Linked DNA regions of Mus musculus: region 1 is linked to region 2. The links are chromatin contacts, found by Hi-C or POLR2A ChIA-PET in ENCODE. All regions are on one chromosome and are shown on one strand. Each heading gives the region's core, a stretch centred on a gene start or an enhancer-like site at or near the end of the contact. The rest is flanking DNA. Distances are from core to core; before and after follow the strand shown. Region 1 has its middle 63 kb from the start of AA414768. Region 2 has its middle 79 kb from the start of Gm14634.

Region 1 (6,747 bases), core at 1,822-4,321, 33 kb before region 2:
GGCAATCACAGAGCTCCGCCTGCCTCTGCCACCCTTCCATCTGTATGCCCTCTTCGGAGACTGCCAAATGCAGATTGACTCTTTGGTTCTCAGTCATTTTGTCACAGTCCAAGCAGACGGCACACTCCGAATGGGTAATTTGAGAAGAATCAAATAGGAACTATTCATTAAATGTGGGCAAGGCCTAGGGAAACCACTAGAGACCTGGCTGGTGAGACTTTGGGCACACCGATGCCATCACTAGGCCCTGGAGAACCTGGAGCTAGAGAGCTGTAGAGATAGGTGCCAGATAGTAGCTATAGGTGTTGGCCGAGGTGTGGGGCCACCCTTAGAAGCCAGTGCCCTAAACAGAGGCAAGAATCACAACCCTCCATCCCTTTGTTGTCCTGCTGAGGATCCTGGGGGGTGGACACCCACCTAAGAATCAGAGGCCACAAAGAGTCTGTTGGCAGACTCCACAAAGCTGGGAAGCCAAGAGAACAGAGGCAACATTTTATGTAACTAGAATCCATAGCTGAACAGTCAACATTCTTTCCTTTCTTAAATAAATTTGGTTTTCCTTGGAGTTAATAATTGGCTCTTTTTCTTTTAAAGATTTATTTATTTACTATATATATATATATATATATATATATATATATATATATATATATATACAGTGTAGCTGTTTTCAGTCACACCAGAAGAGGGCATCAGATCTCGTCACAGATGGTTGTGAGCCACCATGTGGTTGCTGGGATTTGAACTCAGGACCTTTGGAAGAGCAGTCAGTGTTCTTAACCACTGAGCCATCTCTCCAGTCTGGCTCTTTTTCTTTTAAAAACGTTTTTTCAATTTCCGTTTCTTATATTTCAAATGTAGGTTGTTTCATTTTCACCAAAATTATCCATCCTTTTTCTCCTACTCCCCAAGGCAACCATTTTCTCCTCTGGTAATAGATTCTTCTTGTACTTTGCGCACATGAGGGTAGTGTTGCCCTGACCTGTACAGGGACATCTAAATGTACAAAAGAAAATTACTGTTCCCATAAACAGTGCCACACTGCCAGTCCTCGAGCCCCCAATCAAGTTGCATCATCATTTTGACTAAACCAACATGGAACCTTTACATCATTATAATTGTATAAATGTGCTTCACGGTGAGGCTATATAGTACCATTCTCTCTTCCTTTTCCTTAGTTCCCCCTCCCCGTCCCTCCCTCTCTTTCTTCCACTGCTGAGAATAGAAGCCAGGGCTTCATGCAGAAATAAGCCTATACTCACTCCTGAGCTACCTCTCAGCCCTTCTGTGCTCATCCGTTAGTCTTCAGCATCCAGCTTTCCTATCACTGGACCTGCCTGCAGGGCTTGCACCCTGGTGGGCTGTGAGTCTCATCCACTGTCACCCTGGGAGCTCCCATCACCACACTCCTCCTCTTAAGGATCTTTCTTCCTTGCTGGAGCAGCTCTGCTAGCTCTTGAGGACTCAGGGCATGGGAGGTCAAGTTTTTGAGATTGTTTATCTAAACATGTTGTTAATTAGTCCCGTTAATGGGTTCTTGTTACAGGTCCAGAAGTCTCTGTTGGAATTCATTTTTCTTGGCATTTTTAAAATACTGATTTTGTTTTGGATGATGCTCTATGTGTGAGGGAGGAGGTGTACACATGGAATTGGTATTCCGGGCAGATGTGACCCACTGGATGTGGGGGGTGGAAAGCACCCAACCACTGAGCCACCCATCTAGCCAGCATTTATTATAAGGCAAGAACTCTGCTAACTGAACTACATCTCCGGGCCTTCTTTTGTATGTTTTTAATTAATTAATTAATTAAAAATATTTTGAAAGAGGGTCTCATTGTAGAGCTCCAGCTCTCCTGGAACAAACATCTACCTGCTTCTGCCTCCTGAGGGCTGACATTAAAGGCTTGTGCCACCATGGTTGGGTACGGTTTCATATTTGAGAGATTTACTCAACCTTAGCTTTCAATCTGACCGTTGAGTTTTTCATGTATTCTAGTCAGTTCTTTTCTTTTCTTTTCTTTCCTTTCCTTTCCTTTTCTTTCCTTTCCTTTTCTTTCCTTTCCTTTTCTTTTCTTCTCTTTTCTTTTCAAATCTCCAGGGGACTTTTCCTATCCCTTAGGTGGTTTTGTTTTGGTTTGGTTTGGTTCTTGGTTTTTCAAGACAGGGTTTCTCTGTGTAGTGCTGGCTGTCCTGGAACTCACTCTGTGGACCAGGCTGGCCTCAAACTCAGAAATCCGCCTGCCTCTGCCTCCCAAGTGCTGGGATTAAAGGCGTTAGTCACCACCACCCGGCTCCCTTAGGTGTTTTTATGTGGTTGCAATATCATCTCCTATTTCTCAGAAAATATTAACTGTTGAAGTGGCTACATCTCTCAATGGATTCTTTTTCTTCCAAATGATTTTATAGTCAATGTTTTATGTTCTGTCTTGATGTAGTGGGTTTCCTGGGGTATATACTAGTTCCAGGTTATAAGATTAGAACCTAAGGACAGGATTAGAAGAGAGTCTGATGAGGGTTGTTTGGTATGACGTTTGCTGAAACCCAGTTTAGACCACTATTCTGGTGTCTAAAGCTGTCAGTGCCTGAGAAATGCAGCTTTCTGGCATGCTGATGACAGGTGATATCTTCCATTGAAGGTGACCGGACGATGAGGGCTGAGGGTCATTTCACCCTCAATTACTCCTCATTCTTGATGTAGAATCCCTCGTTCAGCAATGCTTAATATGCCCCAGTCAAGTGACAACACCCTTTAAACACATCCCCGCGCGCGCGCGCGCGCGCACACACACACACACACACACACACACACACAGGCGCACACACAGATTGTTCGGCATGCGGCAGGGGTCGGGGGAGCCGTTACATCTCTGAGGCTGGGAATCTATGGCTCCTGACACACACACTGTCAATAATTACTGTTTTGTCTTCTGGCTCTAATCCACCCTTTTCTGTCTGGCTTTGTGCTGGCTGGGCGGAGTCTGCTAGCCGCATTGATTTTGCTGGCTGGTCCTTGCTAGACTTCACCCGTAGAGGGCAGTAGAGGGAAGCAGCGGCTAGCAAAGGAAGAGGGACCAGCTTCCCACTCCAGCCTGCCGCAGCCCAGCCTGGCTTAAACGCTCCAGCAGCTGCGTTTCCCTGCAGCAAGGCAGGTCTGCAGTGCTTGAGCTACCTTATCACACCCTCATCCCAGGGACACTTGAACCTGTGCGTGCAGCAACGCCCTGCTTTGGGGGCGTGGGGGTGGGTCCTACGTTCCAGTCCTTTGGGACCCTTCTCTGACATACTTATTTTTTTTGTTGTTTGCTTTTTAATAATTCCACTCTCTTCTTTGTTTCCCCAGCCTTGAGGATTATCACTGCCTCCTGTGGTTACTGTCTCCATGATACCTTCTTTCTCAGAGTTCTCTTTGTGTGCTTTCAATGCCTACCGAACAACTTCCTAATTAGTCAACTCGTTGATGCAATACATTAGTCAGTACATTAAATCCCTTCTGTTCAGCCTAGGGGTGTCGCTCAGCAGCACCTGCTGAGTATGTGCTATTGCGGTCCTGGTTCTCTGTGCAGCAGCGTCCTGTTTACACTGCTTCTATCTCCAAACCGGATTCACACTGACCCAACTGTTTTCAATATGGCTTCTTATTTTCCAGCTTCACCTACACCCCAGTTTCATAAGCTAGAGTTGGGCCCCCCATCCAAATCCAGAGTCTTTCTGAAGCTTAACAAAAGGTCAGTTTGCTTCTTGGATTCAGCCCCTGCGGTCCATTTCCCTATGTGTTTTGCATCTTCACCCCCAAAGTTCTGCTGCTGTTACTCTCCCAATCTATTTGGCCCTTTGGGTTTTGCTTTTTTTAAAAAAAAAAATTAGTTTACTGTCAGCATAATGAAGTCTGATGGAGAGGACCTAGTGTTACCATTATTATTTTCTTTTTATTAAAAGCATACAGGCATGACGGTAATTCTCTAATTCCAGCACAAAGGAGCCAGGGGCGGCGGGATTACTGCAAGTTTTTAGGACAGTCTGCTACATAGTGAGTTCAAGGCTATCTAACCACTACCACATAGTGAGACCATGTCTCAAAAGTAAATAGAAATAAAATAGGGGACGGGAGACGATTTACCAGGCAAGAGTATGCTGCTCTTGGCTCTCAGTACCTATGTCCAGCTCAGTCACCTGCCCCCCACGTGTGTACACATGCTCAGCATGTACACACAAATAAAAACAAACCTTGAAAATTATAAAAAGGGGGCTGGTGAGATGGTTCAGTGGGTAAGAGCACCCGACTGCTCTTCCGAAGGTCCGAAGTTCAAATCCCAGCAACCACATGGTGGCTCACAACCACCCGTAATGAGATCTGACGCCCTCTTCTGGTGCGTCTGAAGACAGCTACAGTGTACTAACATATAATAAATAAATAAATAAAATAAATAAATAAATAAATCTTTAAAAATAAAAAGAAAATTATAAAAATACATCTGAGAAAGCCAAGTGTGGTGCATACCTGTAACCCCAAGGCTTGCAAGGCACAATCAGCAAGATCTTGAGTTTGAGGACCGCCTGAGCTACTCAGCAAGACCCTGTCTGAAACAAAGAAATGAAGAAATAAGCGGCCAGAGTAGGCAGCTTTCATTTTTAAAAGGAATAACAGGGCTAGGAGTGGTGGCGCATGCCTTGAATCCCAGCACGTGGGAGGTAGAGGCAGGTGGAGCTTTCTAGATCCAAGGCCAGCCTGGCCTACTCAGCAAGATCCAGGACAACCAGAGCTATATAGAAAGACCCTGACTCAATAAACAAACAAATCAGTAACTTACTAAAAGGAATGACATCAAACCTGGAAAATATTTCCTGACAAGTCAGGACAGTGGGCTGCTCCAGGCCAAGGGAACAGAACAGAGACCAGGAGGAAGTACACAGGGAATTTCTACTGGATTTCTCAGTCATATATGAGTATACATATAGTCTGTACATGAATTATTTTACAACATTTGTTGTGTGTGTGCTATGTGTCTCTCTGTGTGTTGTGTATGTGTGTGTGTTGTGGGTGTATGTGTGTATGTGGCAGTCGGAGGACTCCATCCTGTTAGAGGCAGAATCTGTTGGTTTTTGCTTTGCTTCGTATGTCAGGCTAGCGGGCCATGGGCTTCCAGGAGTCTCCTGTCTCCCTCTCCCATCTCCCAGTTGGGTTGCTGGGATAACAGCCATGCACCTGGCTTGCCATTAACTCTAGGTATTGTATTAGGTCTTCACATTTTCCTGATGGCGAGCACATTACCCACTGAGCCATCTCACCAAGCCCAAACTTTCATTTTGGAAAAGGTTAAGCTCACTGTACAACCATACCAGTTATTCAGCTGCAGAGGGTAGGAATTGGGTTTTAATCAAACAGGACTTTGTTTTAGACTGGTTTAGAACTTGTTATGTAGCCCAGGCTGGCCTTGAACTTGCCATCTTCCTGCCTCTGTTTTCTAAGTACTGGGATTTCAGGTGCGTGCCACCATGCCTGACTACAGTTTGTTTTTGTATCCCTTGCACTCCAGTGTGTTACATATATGTTGTGTATGTACATATGTATGTGAGTAGCCATGACAATTCCCACTCATGGAGGCTGGAGGAGGACAACAGGTCTCCCACTCCATCACTCTCTACCATATTCCCTTGGAGACGGGGGTCTCTCACTGAATCTGGAGCTAGTCTAGCTGCTAATATACCTTATCAGCCCTCCTGTCTCTCCTTTCCACCATAGTGCTGGGGTTTCAGGCATGTGCAGTCATGCCCAGCTATTTATACGGGTGCTGGCAATTTGAACTCGCGTCTTCATGTTTTCACAGAAACTGCTCTTATCCACTAAGATATTTTCCCAGCTCATAGGGGTTTGTTTTTCTTACATGATTTTTTTTAACGGGTTCAAGGGAAGGCAGGCCAGGGTGACACACAATCTCTTTGGTATCCTGGGCACTTAAGGATCCTCCCAGCTATTATGAATTCATGTTCAGCTTTGAGCTTTAATGTGGCCGCTTTACTTCTGAGTATAACCTGCCTATTCCAACAGAATAGAAAGGGCCAGGAACAAGGTGGCTGAGGGGGCCCCCAGTGGGAAGTTCTCCTCAATGATGGTAACAGCAACTTTTCTTTCTCAGAGCCTTGTCACAGGTCTCACCCAAGTGAAGAGGTCTGGAAAAGGGACAGTGTGACCTGAGCAGGTCACCTTAGGAACCAGGCTTAGGGAAGAGACTCTTAGGAGAGTTACCACTGCACGTCTCAGGCCCAAGGGAGAAGCAGGGAGAGCTCTGCTTCTCTCCAAGATTGTGAAATGACAAAGTGGGCATTAGGTGGGCCATTGAAACTGTGTGCTGCTCTGGCTAAGCAAAATGTCTGCTTTTGGCTGCTACAGACAGACAAGATGGCATTACACTTAGCTTTAAAAGCATTTATATGAAGGTTAGCAAAATGACTCAGGGGGAAGGTTGCTTACCACTGAAGCCTGCTGATCTGAGCCCTGGAATTCATGTGGTAGAACAAGAAAAACTACTCTTGCAAGTTGTCCTCTGACCTGTGTGTGTGTGTGTGTGTGTGTGTGTGTGTGTGTGTGTGTGTGTGTGTCTGTGTGTGCGCGCGTGCACACACACACACACACACACACACAAAATTTAAATTTAAATCCTGGCCTTTATTAACTCATAAAGGTAGATGGTTCTAGACTTCACTGAGTCAACATTATCCAGGACTGTTGCTTTGGGCTTCATGTTAGTG
Region 2 (6,000 bases), core at 2,659-5,158:
TGACCTAGACCACATCAAACCAACCAAAAATCCCAGCACAGATGGGGGATCGGCTCAGGGAGGTCCACTCCTCACTCAAGAGCTACTGTCAACTGATGACTGCTAAAGAGGAAAAGTCAGTTTACATTAGCGATGCAAGCCCTGAGAAGCTAACAGATGGTCGTGGCTCTACAACCAAGGATAGACAAGCAGCACTAAGTGGACTTAGCAGATTAAAAAAAAAAAGTCATGAAGTTGGGAGGGAAATGAAGTATGGCACAGGAGAGGGACTGGAGGGAAAGAATGGAGGGAGTAGATTTGATTAATATACATCATATGTCTATATGAAATTCTTGCTGGGCAGTGGTGGCGCATGCCTTTAATCCCAGCACTCGGGAGGCAGAGGCAGGCAGATTTCTGAGTTCGAGGCCAGCCTGGTCTACAACATGAGTTCCAGGACAGCCAGGGCTGCACAGAGAAACCCTGTCTCGAAACAAACAAACAGAAGGAAATTCTCAACAATTTAAAAAAAGAAGGAAGGAAAGAAAAACGTGTCCTGTGTCCCGCTTCCTGCTCTTTCTCTCTCTGCACTCTTTTCTGTTCTTAACAATTATTTTATTTTAGGTACATGAGTGACTTGTGTGTGTGTGTGTGTACCATGTGACTGCCTGGTGTCCTCAGAGTTCAGAAGAGTCTATCAGATTCCTTGGAACAGGACTTACAGATGGTTATAAGGCACCGTGTGGGTGATGGGAACCAATCCTGGATCCTCTATAAGAACTAGTGCTCGAAACTGCTATGCCATCTCTCTAGCCCTTCCTCTGTATTTTTAATACATCAACTCAGATTCATATTTGGCTCACTCTGAAATCCATCTTTGCAAAAGCCATGAATCCTGGTGGGGATTCTGGCTAGGGATTTCTGAATGCAGCTCTTCAGGCAGCTGCCCACCTGGGATGGAGCTGGGCATCTATTTCAGGAATAAGAGTTTCTTAGTTTCAGCCCGGGCAGTGGTGGCGCTCGCCTTTAATTCCAGCACTTGGGAGGCAGAGGCAGGTGGATTTCTGAGTTTGAGGCCAGCCTGGTCTACAAAGTGAGTTCCAGGACAGCCAGGACTGCACAGAGAAACCCTGTCTCGGAAGAAAAAAAAAAAAAAAAAGAGTTTCTTAGTTTCTTGAAAGCTCATATCAGTGGGTTACGGATGTGGCTCAGTGGTAAACTGGAGGCTTACCCTGCACCAGGGAACCCTGCATCTCTTTAGCCCGAAATAAACAGACAAATACATATAATTAAAAAAAATTATACAGTGTAACCTGCCAATCAAACTCCTGGTATTTATCCTAGAAGAAAGAAGGTTCCCGCCCATGCAAAGCCCATACAGAAATGTTCATAGCACCCATCTATAATAACCTAAAACTAAAAGCAACTAGGTTCTACCTCAGCAGATAAGTGGCCAGCCAGAATGTGGTACTCTGGACCACGTCATTTTCACTAGAACAAGTATTCTCCCTGGTTTTAATTATTTTGGGACAGGTTCCCATATAGTCCTGGGGTGGCTGAGGCTAGCCTTTAACTCTTGATCTTCCGGCCTGTACCTCCTAAATGCTAGGATAACAGTGTGTAACAGCATACCTGACTTATTCAGGGCTAAGAATCAAACCTAGAGCTTTGTGAATGTTAGACAAAGCACTCCACAAAAAGACCTATAATCTTTACTTTGATGTAGGCGAAAATTATTTTATTAATAATATTTAAACAATTTATTTTTATTGTGATGGATATATAAGTTTACACAAAGGACCAAATCATGCAGACACCTAAAACTACATCCAGTACCATGTTCAAGAGCTCACACATTCACACCCAAGTAACACTGGAAAATGTTATTTTCTTCCTTTTAAAAAGTGTGTGTGTGTGGGGGGGGGGCTGGTGAGATGGCTCAGCGGTTAAGAGCACTGACTGCTCTCCCAAAGGTCCTGAGTTCAAATCCCAGCAACTACATGGTGGCCCACAACCATCTGTAACAAAAATCTGATGCCCTCTTCTGGAGTGTCTGAAGACAGCTACAGTGCACACACATATAATAAATAAATAAATAAATAAATAAATAAATATTTTTTTAAAAAGTGTGTGTGTACGTGCGTGCGTGCTCGTGCAAGCACTTGTACATGTGTGTATGTGAGTGTGGAGGTAAGAGGAGGACACAGGGTATTCCCCTCCATCACTATGTGCCATATTTCCTTGAGACATATTCTCTCAATGAGCCTAGATTTGGGCTGAGAACCTCCAAGCCCTGGTAATCCTCCACCCATCCCCACCCCCACCCCCAGCACTGAAGTCAAGTGTATATGGCCACATCCAGGCTTAAAAAATAATTGTATGAGCCGGGCATGGTGTTGCACGCCTTTAATCCCAGCACTTGGGAGGCAGAGGCAGGCGGATTTCTGAGTTCAAGGCCAGCCTGGTCTACAGAGTGAGTTCCAGGACAGCCAGAGTTACACAGAGAAACCCTGTCTCAGAAAAACCAATAATAATAATAATAATAATAATAATTGTATGTATGTGTATGACGTGTGTTCATGTTTATATGTGAGGGGACACACATATGGAGGTCAGAGGACAACTTTGGGTGACTTTCCCCCTTGTGACTTATAGTGACATTGGAAGCCTATTAAAGGAAAACTATTCTTGGTCAGGAGAATGGAATCTCTCTCTGGGTAGAGACATGGCATTGTCCCTTGAATTAATCCAGTTGGCCTGCTTATTATATAATCCAGTGCTCTGGCCAAGGACCACCCCTCAGGAAGTCGGGTTCACTGGATCTATGCTAGAGAGACAGGTGGAATAATGAGCCCTTTAATCAGCTGATGTATTTTCCCTCCCCAAAGCAGTTGCTAAGGAGCTTCCATGAAGTCTATCAAAGTATAAATTTTCCTTTTTCTTCTTCTTCCTCCTCCTCCTGTTCATGGAGCCTAGGTAAGACTGGTCTACACAGTTCCAGGAAAGGCAGGGCTACGTACAGAGACCCTGTCTCAAAGCGGGGCAGGGTCAGAAAAAGGAGTTTTAGTCAACTTGACCACCTTGGGAAAAGGGACAAAGAAATCTGTCCTCTGTTCTTGTGTCGTCATGCTTCCACTCCCATCCTCCACTGCTTCAGTCTCTCCAGCAAGGTCACCTGACAAGACAGAACCTGGTCTCCATTTCAGCTCTCAGCCTTCCCTTTTCTGAGTATGAGGTTCCTAGGGAAATTACAATGTTAAGAGTGTCTGTTGTTTCAATAGTCTGTTTGCTACAATGTCTCTTTCCAATATCCTCTTTCCTGCCTAGCAGGCTGGCTACAAATGGGTGGTGGTTAGGCGGGGTGGTGGTACGGTGGTGGTGATGGTGGGATATTCCTGGGGCACACCTTTCCTCCATTCCAAGAAACCGACCATGGTCACTAGCTGCCCATCAATTTAGTACCAGATTCTCAGACCGGACTAAGGAGATCAGTCCGTGCATTTGATTTCAGAAACCGTGAGACTGGAGGTCATCGTGCCCCTTTCACTGGAGAAATGGTGGGAAGAAAGAAACGCGTCATTACAATCGTTAAGGCTGTCTCTTTGTCCTTGGTGATACAAACTAGTTTGCTGAATTGGCTGCTGTAATGAAAAAGGGGGTGGGGGGAGAGATTGAGATTTTTCCCAAGCGTGGGAGGTAATTACTGGAGAAAGGTTGCGCGTCTGCGGCGAGCAGGTTACACCACACGAACAAGAAAAACGCGGAGCATTTTTCTAGCTAATAATGCCCATCCAAAAGCAAAGGGTGGGAGGACCCTGCGGCCCCGCAGGCCTGTGCTGCCGACAGCAAGCTGCTTGGACTGGATCCAGGATGCTGCTGGCAGCTGCCCATTGCTCACACGGAGGGGGAAGGGGTGGAGACTCAGCTGGAGCAGGAACAGGGCTGCAGCTCCTTAAACGCCCCAGCTTTTGCAGGCATTGTCATTCCAAATCCCAGCTCCCTTAGGGACTTCGTCCAAGAACTCAGGCTGGCTGTCTTTGCTATTTAGGACTAAAATAAAATTCCCTGCTTCTGTAGGATGATTTGGTAGTAGCTCTGCGTAAATCAGCTTCTAGCCCTTTAAAATTTTTTCGTTCTTTTCTTCTCTCTGGTCTGCAACAGATGCTTGAAATTCCTCTTTGGCAAAAGGAATTCTCCTTTGCAGCCTTCGCTTTTAAATGCAAATAAGGCCGTGTGGGGAAAGTGAATCGGTTTGTCTGAGGATAGCATGTGGATGCTTGCACAAACATAACACGAAATGAAAATGTTGTAAAGGGCTTTATGGGGGGGGGGTCTGCCTGCAAGACCACCACCAGTCTAGCCCGTTGGCAGAATAATTCCATTTGGTCACATGCTCACTTAGGCACTTTTTTTTTTTTAAATCACTTTCAATTATGTCTGTAAACGCCAAGTGCAGGTGCTCTCAGAGGCCAGAAGAGGGCATCAGATCTCCTTTAAGCTGGAGCTACTGGTAGTTGTTGGGGAAAGGAACTCCAGTCCTCTGTAAGAGAAGTAATATTCTTAACCACTGAACCATGTCTCCAGCCCTCCCCAAACTTTCTAATTAAGGGTTACTAAGTACAATAAGTTTGAGATAAGAACTGCCCCACCCCCTGGCATACCACACCTCCCCGTGGGCATGGGGTGGGGGGGTCCGCTCTCGAAAACACACACACACACACACACACACACACACACACACACACAGTTCCAGTCGCTGAGCCAGGCCCTGCAGGTACAAAGAGATGGTTCCTCACAGAGAGGTTCAGGGAATCAAATGTGTAAAGAGAGGGCAGTTACAGTATCAGGTTTCTGTTAGAACCATGCTGACCTGGCACATGCAGTGGAGACTGGGTTAGGTAGTCACAGAAGGCTTCTTGGAAAGGGCATGTCCTAGTGTTAGAGAAGCGATATGCTTTCTCAGTGAGAAATCAGTCCTCAAACTAGAGGTGAATGAAAGCTCTTTAGTAGCGGTTAGCCAATTGGGGTTAATGCCCAAATAAGAACTGACCCCCATCAGAAGGTTTCTATAAACTTTAGGATTATACAGTCCATGAACATTGTCATCCTTAAATCTTTTTTGAGTCCTAGCTCCAGGTTACACTTTAAACAATTTAAACACAGACAGGAGACTGTAACTTTGGTCCCTTAGGCAGGGAAGAGGTTCACACAGCAAAGATACTGCATATTGCTAGAATTATTTTTAAGTACACCAGTGGTCTTTCTTTCTTTCTTTCTTTCTTTCTTTCTTTCTTTCTTTCTTTCTTTCTTTCTTTGAATAATTGTTCCAGGTGGGTCATCTTGTTAGAGGTATTCTTTGGGAATGAGAATCAGGGATTAATGACTGGTTGTATATCAGAGGTGTCTCCTTGTTGGGAATAGGGTCTAATATCTGGAAAAAAAATTTACACCCTAGTATCCTAAATTTGTTTGTTTTTCAAGTCAGGGTTTCTCTGTGTAGCTCTGGCTGTCCTGGAACTCACTCTGTAGACCAGGCTGGCCTCGAACTCAGAAATCCTCCTGCCTGCCTCTGCCTCCCAAGTGCTGGGATTAAAGGCATGCACCACCACTGCCCAGCTCAAATCAAACTCTTGTGTGAATCTGTTTTGTGGTGTGATCTTTGCATTACCTTAGCCCTGACCTGCCAAGATACTTCTCTGCCAAAACCCTAAGAGGCCTGGTTCACATACCTCCGGTATTTTGGAGGCAGTGCTCCCTTAGCTAAATTCCATGTCTCCTAAGCAAATCTATTAACAAATTCTTTATAACACCATTTGTATTTGTTTTGAACTTTGATCTCATTAGTGTGGCAGGAGATCAAACTGGAGACTACATCAAGATTAACATAAAGGTTAATCTTAGCGCTCCAGAGGCAGAAGCAGGCTCATCTCTTATTTTGAGGCCAGCCTCTTCTACTTAGTAAGTTCAAAGCTAGCCAGGACTACATAGTAAGACCCTGCTAAAAGAGAAAGGAGTGAGGAA

The links. Hi-C counts contacts between places; a loop is a spot of excess contacts on that map. ChIA-PET counts read pairs that join two places held with the same protein, here RNA polymerase II (POLR2A).
Region 1: a map of gastrocnemius shows a loop between it and region 2 (17-fold over the local background). The contact joins two enhancer-like sites. A Hi-C loop is called at or near these places in 1 of 37 maps with a recorded cell type or tissue (gastrocnemius). POLR2A ChIA-PET finds 5 or more read pairs at or near these places in 1 of 5 experiments (Patski).

The regions. Positions count from the first base shown.
Region 1 is chrX:12,870,160-12,876,906 of GRCm38, reverse strand. No RefSeq gene overlaps it. Among named protein-coding and RNA genes, the nearest start is that of AA414768, 63 kb to the left of the region's middle. Within about 2 kb of position 3,071, at least 1 of the 3 ENCODE cell types and tissues checked has a DNase peak (open chromatin) inside an H3K27ac peak, as active enhancers do.
Region 2 is chrX:12,838,264-12,844,263 of GRCm38, reverse strand. No RefSeq gene overlaps it. Among named protein-coding and RNA genes, the nearest start is that of Gm14634, 79 kb to the right of the region's middle. Within about 2 kb of position 3,908, at least 1 of the 3 ENCODE cell types and tissues checked has a DNase peak (open chromatin) inside an H3K27ac peak, as active enhancers do.